Regions from separate parts of the Homo sapiens genome. Here region 2 is linked to region 1. A link is a contact called in ENCODE Hi-C data. All regions are on one chromosome and are shown on one strand. Each heading gives the region's core, a stretch centred on a gene start or an enhancer-like site at or near the end of the contact. The rest is flanking DNA. Distances are from core to core; before and after follow the strand shown. Region 1 holds the start of NBEA (neurobeachin). Region 2 holds the start of FRY (FRY microtubule binding protein).

Region 1 (3,419 bases), core at 427-2,926:
GATAGCGCAAAACATTAAGTCATACACACTTCTGCAGTAACTCTTTCTTACCATGAAAGGAACCAAAACCTAGGGCTGCGTTTAAAACCTTTCCTTTAGTCTTTACCCACATGCCACACTACTGAAAGTAACCACAGAAATCAACCTGTGTGATTTGGTGTCCTCACACACCTTGTGTGCACAAAAAATGACTAAGAGATCAGTATATTCAGGGCAATATTACAAAGAAGGGACGGCTGCTTCTGAGATGGAGGGGGATGGATACAGACACAACACTCTCCATCATGGCCTTGGAATATTTAAAGACAGATGCAAAACTGCATCATTTTCTGTCTCCTTCGAAAACATCACACCCCAGCTGCTCAAGTTGGAAGCTAATGCGCTTCTCACATTTCAGCAGCACGGGGGAATTTAGGCTCCAGGGGCAAGGCTGTCATCCTCGGAGAGCGACACCAAGGACAATTAAGTGTGAGAAAAAGAACCCCAGAGAACAGGAGGCCTCCTCACCTCCTAACTAAACTCTAAAGTCGACCCAAAACCTTCACCGCGGGTACTGGGTTACTCGCGGTCCTAAAAAGTGAGAAGAAGCGGTGTTAAGTTGGGCACTGCGCTCAGGTGGCAGGAGAGGACCAGAAAGAGGAGAGGAGGGAGGTGGCGTGGCTCTAGCAGCGCGCAGGCAGGTCACCCGCTGGGCAATACCGGCTGAACGCTCTGCGCTCCCAGGGACGCGCGGCGCGTGTGACCCTGGGGGTGAAGGGTGGGAGGGAAAGGCGCTGGGGACGGTGTATGTGGGGACTGGGGAAGCAGATTGAGAGCACGCCTTTTCCTTACCAGGTTGAGCACCGTCTCCACGATGTCCCTGTTGCTGACCTCTCCGACCTGTATGAGTCCAATCAACACTGCGAATTTCATCCGGATGTTGCGGATCGGCACCGAAGGGTTAATCATCCCCGCGGGGAGCATCACCGAGCCGGAGCCGGACGCCCCCCTTAGCTCCCCCATCCCGCTGCCCCCGGTGCCGCCACCACCGCTGCCCCCGCCGCCTCCGCCAGCGGCCCCGACGGCAATGAGCCCCACGGGCTGAGGCTCGAGCCCCGGGCCCGGGCCCGGCTTCTCGCTAGCCATTGGCCCCCCTCCTGAGGAGAAGGGAAGAGCAGCGGCGCTGCCGCCGCCGGTACCGTTATACCTGCCTCGGCCCCCGCCCCCCGGCCGTCGCCTCGGAGCCCCAGCATCCACCAGCGCCGCGGCGCCGGGCCCGCTCCCCGCCTGCGCCTCAGCCCGGCCCGCTCCGGCGCTCTCCCCCGCGGAGGCGGCGGGGGATCCGCAGGCTTATTCTCGGCGGTGGCGGTACCGCTAACCGCTGCCGGGCAAGCGGCTGTGCCCGCCCAGCAGGTGTGCCGCTGCCGCTGCCGCTGCCGCCGCCGCTGCCTCTGCTCTCTCCCTCTCCCGGTCTGTCCGGCCCGGCCCGCCCCCCGCGGAGATGCTGCAGCCGCTCCGAGAAGCCCGAGGACGCGAGCAGCTGGCCACGACGCTGGCCGGTGCTGAAGCTCAGGCTGTGGCCGATGCTATTGACGCTGCTGCCGCCGCTGCTACGGCCACCACTGTTGTTGTGAAGCCCCGACGCCGCCGCTCACTCCGCCATGTTGCCGCCCCCTGCCTGCGGTAGCAGCCACTGCGCCTGCGCACAGCCTCCGGGGGGGCGGAGCCCTCGGTGCACCCCCTCTTTTGCCCTGCCCTCCTTCTCTTCCCACCCACCCACCCCGACACCCCTCGTCCCTCCCCCAACCACCCCGAACGGATAGACAGGTGAGCAGGTGCATGGGGACTGCTGCCAGACACTGGGGCAAGCTGGCAGAGGCGGGGCGGGTAGTGGCTTCCTTGTGGTTTTTCCCTTGAGGGCGGATTCTCCCTTTGGGGAAGGACACAGTGTGCATGTCTTGCCTTCGCTGCCACCTCCTCCTTCTCTCAATATCCTCTTGCTGGGAGGAGGTTCCTCATCTCAGTTGTTGCATCCAGCTGCTGCTACTGCCAGTGCCACGTGCCTTGTAAGGTAGGGGAGTGGCAGACGACCTCTTTCTGCCCCTCCTCGCCCTTCCTCGCAGTCCTGTCCGCCTGCCCTCCCTAGAATTTCCCAAAGAAAAAGTGGCTGGCAAAGCAGAAACAAACGCGCGGGGGGGCGGGGGGGCGATCCTGCATTGTCGGGGGAAGAATACAGACGGAGTGTAATGGTGCTTTTTCTACAGCCATGAAAGAGGCTGACACCTGCACACTCAGGCACGACTTAAAATAGAACTTGTCAAACAGTGATCCTCTCTGGATCAAGCTCGGAACAACAAACAGCTCTTGAACTCGCCTCCCAGCCTAAAAAGACTGCAGTGTGTGACACTGTGGGGTAGTTTGGTGGGAACGACAAATCCCACACTTTCAAAATCCTGACAATCCTCAGGTATGATGCCAATTATTAATGTTTCCTTTTTTCACAGGCACGTACAATTCAGAGGACTTTCGAAATTATCTAAAAACATGGGTGATTCTCACTGCCAGCCTTGTCTGTGAGAAAAGTACATATCTATGTCTGCACAGATACGAGACAAAAAATAAACCTTTAATTTTTAAAAATTAAAATGTACACAGTAATCTTGCTGTTAGTATTGAATTAAAACTAAATAGGCATGACTGTTCCTTGAAAGGAATGATATAATTTTCTTTAATATTTCATGAGGTCTTCCCTTTTCAATAAAGATTATTGCAAGTCACCAGAAATATTAGGTATCTTGAGGTATATTCAGATCGTTTTAATTGTCCTCTCAAATGAAAAAGGTCAATATACAAATCCACCATAATCAGTTTTGTTATTATTCATATTTAATTGGACCTGCCAGTCAAGTTAACTCCCAGGATATGGGAACACGGTAAAATTCTAAGTACCACAGGTTATAAAAAAGTTCCTCAAAACCAGTACTTAGGATGAATTCTTGGTTGCATGTCTGTTTGTTTAAACTTGCACCAAAGTGATTGAATTGTTAAAGTAGTTAAGCAAACACTTCTGAAAGCAGTGGTAACTAGCATGTCCATTTAAATTAAATGGCAATTGAATTATAAAATGCTAGAATGCTTGAAACTGTACGGGAAATTTACAAAACATACAAGTCATAATAGTATGACTTGAGATATACTATATAATTGAAAAATCCTGTAACGTTTATATCCTTCTACTACATTTTTGTCTGTCCCAAGTGAGTATCATCTGCTTTTAAGAGTACTGTTTCATTTGCAAATTTAAAATGATATCTTTGTAAAATACATAAATCTAGACTGAAAGGTTGTCACACTAAGTTTTTTTACCCACTGTGCATATATCTATATGGCAGCAGGTTCTACCTTTTGCTATTTTTAGACTTCTTGCATGAGTACTTTGA
Region 2 (3,419 bases), core at 383-2,882, 2.9 Mb after region 1:
GATGGAAGAAAACAGTCTGGTCTTGGAATAATCAAATATGTTTAAAAACCACGTACTGATGTCAACTCAAAAGTGAGTTTTTTCAGTTATTGGAAAACTGCTCCATAAAGAACACTGTATGTCAAATTCTTTTCATTAATCAAAGAGCAGATAGACAAAGGAAGATTCATCCTTGAGTGTAAAGTATTATAAAAATAATGAGTCCAAGTTAAATGATTTATAGCTATGACAAGTAAAGAATGCTGTTTGGGCAACAGTATTACTCCCAAATGGCTTCCCACTTGTAGAAAAACAGCTTCAGACAAGCCCCATAGTGTATACAGTGGTGCAAAATGACCTGGAAAAAATGGTTTCTATGGATATCATTTAGAGATGCACATCCCTGAATACCTTAAGGCTGAAGGTACTTTAGCTCTTTTCCTCAAAGCAATTGCAGCACAGGTTCTCCTGCCCAGGTTTTGTTTATATAAGAACAATCTTGGCCACAGGTCATTTGTGTAGGAGACAATTAATCACTAGCTCTTTGAGCACAGGTAGGTTAATCAGTATGCACATAATACAATATTAAAATTTTCACGGGGAAAAAATTTTTTTATTTAAAACAATAAAGCATCAGTAATACCTGCTGATCTTTTATCCAAAGCAAGTACAAAGGCTGTTAGTGAAATAGAGAAGACTTTCTTTTTAAACAGTTCGGAAAATACAAGGCATCATTGATCACCTGAAGGCCTCATTTTAATTTGATTCCAGATCCACGGCAGCTTAGAGGTTGTCTTTTTGAAATAGCGTATTGCTAAAATCCTTATGTAGGTCAGAAATGGAACTTCAGGAGCCATCATATTCTGCTATCCTAATAAATAATTAGGGTCAGAACCTCACTTGTTTATGTTTCAAAAAAGCACAATATTTGGACTATAGCAAACATCAGGATTTTTAAAAATTCAAATATTAAATGGCATTCAGAACATCATCCACATGGAAGAGGGAGAGATGAAATAAATCTGCAGATGCCTCTATATACAAAAAGGATGTCCTAGGTTTTGGACTATTAAATACTTTTCTTTCTTCAGACAATACCCTAAAAAAACAATTACAAAGTACTCTGAAACCCTGCCACACCCCTTTGATTAAATCACACTTCACAAAATATTTAGAGAAAGCCTGAACAAATCAAATAAACATCAAGGCAGGAAATGCAGCCAGGAATGCCTGATCCTGAGCTCCCCCAGAGTCTGAAGGGCTGCCTCACTTGAAAATTTAATCAAACACAATCTACTGTAATTCCATTGCAGCCTTTGCACTTAAGGAAAGCTAGTTCAGTCTCTGACATTTTGATTTTCACAGCAGATGGGAGCAAAAAAAGAAAGAAAGAAAGAAAGAAAAAGAAAGAAAGAAAGAAAGAAAGAGAAAAGAAAAGAAAAGAAAAAAAGAAAAACTTCCGCGGCTCACAAACATATGTGTCCAGTTGAGATTTTCTGTCTCCAGCCTTATGCAACATCCAGCAAACAAACAAACAAAAAGGTTATTTTCTATTACTCACTATTACTCCAGGATTTCAGTAAATATTTGATACTGATCTCAAAGAAGCCCGAATCCTGCTGGCTGGCCATGTCTGCGGCATACAAAGAGGCTGGGAGGACGGGCAGCGGCCGGGAGCAGGTACCGGGCGTGATGCGCCTGTCACAGGTTGTGATGTCAGCGCGGGGTCAGGCGCCCAGAGGCAGCTCTGCGGATCCACCTCCGGCTCCGGCCGGGAGTGCTCATCTAAAGGACACGGCGGAGCAGAGAGAGATGCTCGGCCGCTCCTCCTCCTCCGGGTCCAGGACTTGCTTCTTATTTGCTGGACGCTGATCTCCCTGCAGCCCTCGGAGGCGGCGGCCGCGCTGCTTTCATTTCGGGGCTGTCATCACCAGAAACGCCGGCTGCCGGCCGCCCACCAGCTCGGCTCCAGCCAGGTACGCAACCGAGGAAGACCCCACCTGAACTGGGATCGGCTTTCTTCTGGGAGGGAGGGTTTCTAGGCCGGCCTCCCTGACGCGGTGCAGGCAGCCTCCGGCCCACACGGCCGCCGCGGGGCTAAGGGATGGGCCGGGAGCGCCGCCCCCTGCCCCTGCCCACTGTCTCAACCTGAGCCGCGGCTCAGTCTCCGCCTAGGCTGCGGGAGGAATTTCCCAGCTTCTGCGGATCCTCTCTCTTCAGCAAGGCTTCCCGTGAGCGGCCCGGGTGTGCTCTGGCTGCTGCTTCCCCTTGTGTCTGTCCCTGAAATAAACACAACTGCAGCACGCTGCGGTAAGCAAAGCTGCAGCCTTGCATCTGGTTGCAGCGACGTTTTGAAAAACCCCATCCGTCAGCCTCGTTGCAGTAAAGAGACTCAACAAGAGGACGCTTGTCTGGGCTTTTTCTTCCCTGCCTTCCACACGCATGGTGGTATCTGCATTTTTACTTTTCCCTCCCAGAAATGCAGTCTTTTCAAGGGGCATCGGAGCCCGAACGTGTGCACTCTAAGGGGACAGTACACACTGCTTAGTTGGCTTGTTTTTGTAATGTCACACACTCCACAATGGATCTTATTCTCAAACCTCTCATTTCTAAGACTCACTAAGCCCAGTGAAGCTTATTTTATTTGTATGAAAAGGATAAGAAGCAAAAGCATTAGATTCCTTGCTCTACAATGGCTCTTGATTTCATGAATTCTTGATATCAGGTGTCCTGATTTTGGTTAGCTTTGTTTCACATTATCATTTAGCTTGACCAGGGGATTAAATAAGAGTATTATATTTTAATAATGACAGGTTATGTTGGAAGAGGTGGGATTTGGCCAACTATCTCATAAACCACAGGATCCTTCCCAAGTCCCAGTACATTCATGATTAATGTTGTCTAAAAAACAGAAAAAAGTAATAAACCATGTTAATAAGTATTTAACATAGCAAATGTTGGGCTAACTCCCCAAATCAACACACAAACAGGACTTCCTAGATTAACAGTTCATTTTAAAAATGGAAGGGAAAGACTACAATGTACTTTTATTGTTAGGACAAAGAATTTTTAAAATTCAACACTAAATAAAACTTCTAGAACTATGTTCTGAAAGGCCCTAAGATACTTCATCAATACAATTAGTTTTTCAAACTCATTACACTTACCCAAATGGCAAGCACTCAATCACTCAGATTTCCAACTCCACTTATACACTTTATTCTGATGAAATCTCTCACCAGATTGACTTCTTTTTAATTCATGTGCATACTAGAGTTGCTGAACTGATTTTATCACTTGTACTTTGAATGTATGGATTCTAGGTAAAATAAGACCCAAAGGTTTTACCTTGAAACAATTATTATATCTGAAAATAAATTTCATACCTACGCCCATCTGATGCTTGCCAAGACTCAGATGGCAGTGAATGAACAGGTAGG

Evidence for each region. Hi-C counts contacts between places; a loop is a spot of excess contacts on that map. Pooled maps may share reads with other maps.
Region 2: a pooled map shows a loop between it and region 1 (4-fold over the local background). The contact joins the promoter of FRY here to the promoter of NBEA in region 1. A Hi-C loop is called at or near these places in 4 of 50 pooled maps.

What each region holds. Positions count from the first base shown.
Region 1 is chr13:34,940,527-34,943,945 of GRCh38, reverse strand. It overlaps NBEA (neurobeachin), which reads right to left and starts at 1,676. Exons shown (of 59, transcript NM_001385012.1): 1 at 832-1,676. The coding sequence starts at 1,125. LOC124903231 (a long non-coding RNA gene) reads left to right here and starts at 1,756. Exons shown (of 2, transcript XR_007063908.1): 1 at 1,756-1,806; 2 at 2,244-2,625. RefSeq lists silencers at 36-125, 1,185-1,304, 1,745-1,814 and an enhancer at 1,985-2,094.
Region 2 is chr13:32,029,987-32,033,405 of GRCh38, reverse strand. FRY (FRY microtubule binding protein) reads right to left here and starts at 1,632. Exons shown (of 61, transcript NM_023037.3): 1 at 1,541-1,632. The coding sequence starts at 1,610. It overlaps FRY-AS1 (FRY antisense RNA 1), which reads left to right and starts at 1,767. Exons shown (of 4, transcript NR_103839.1): 1 at 1,767-1,955.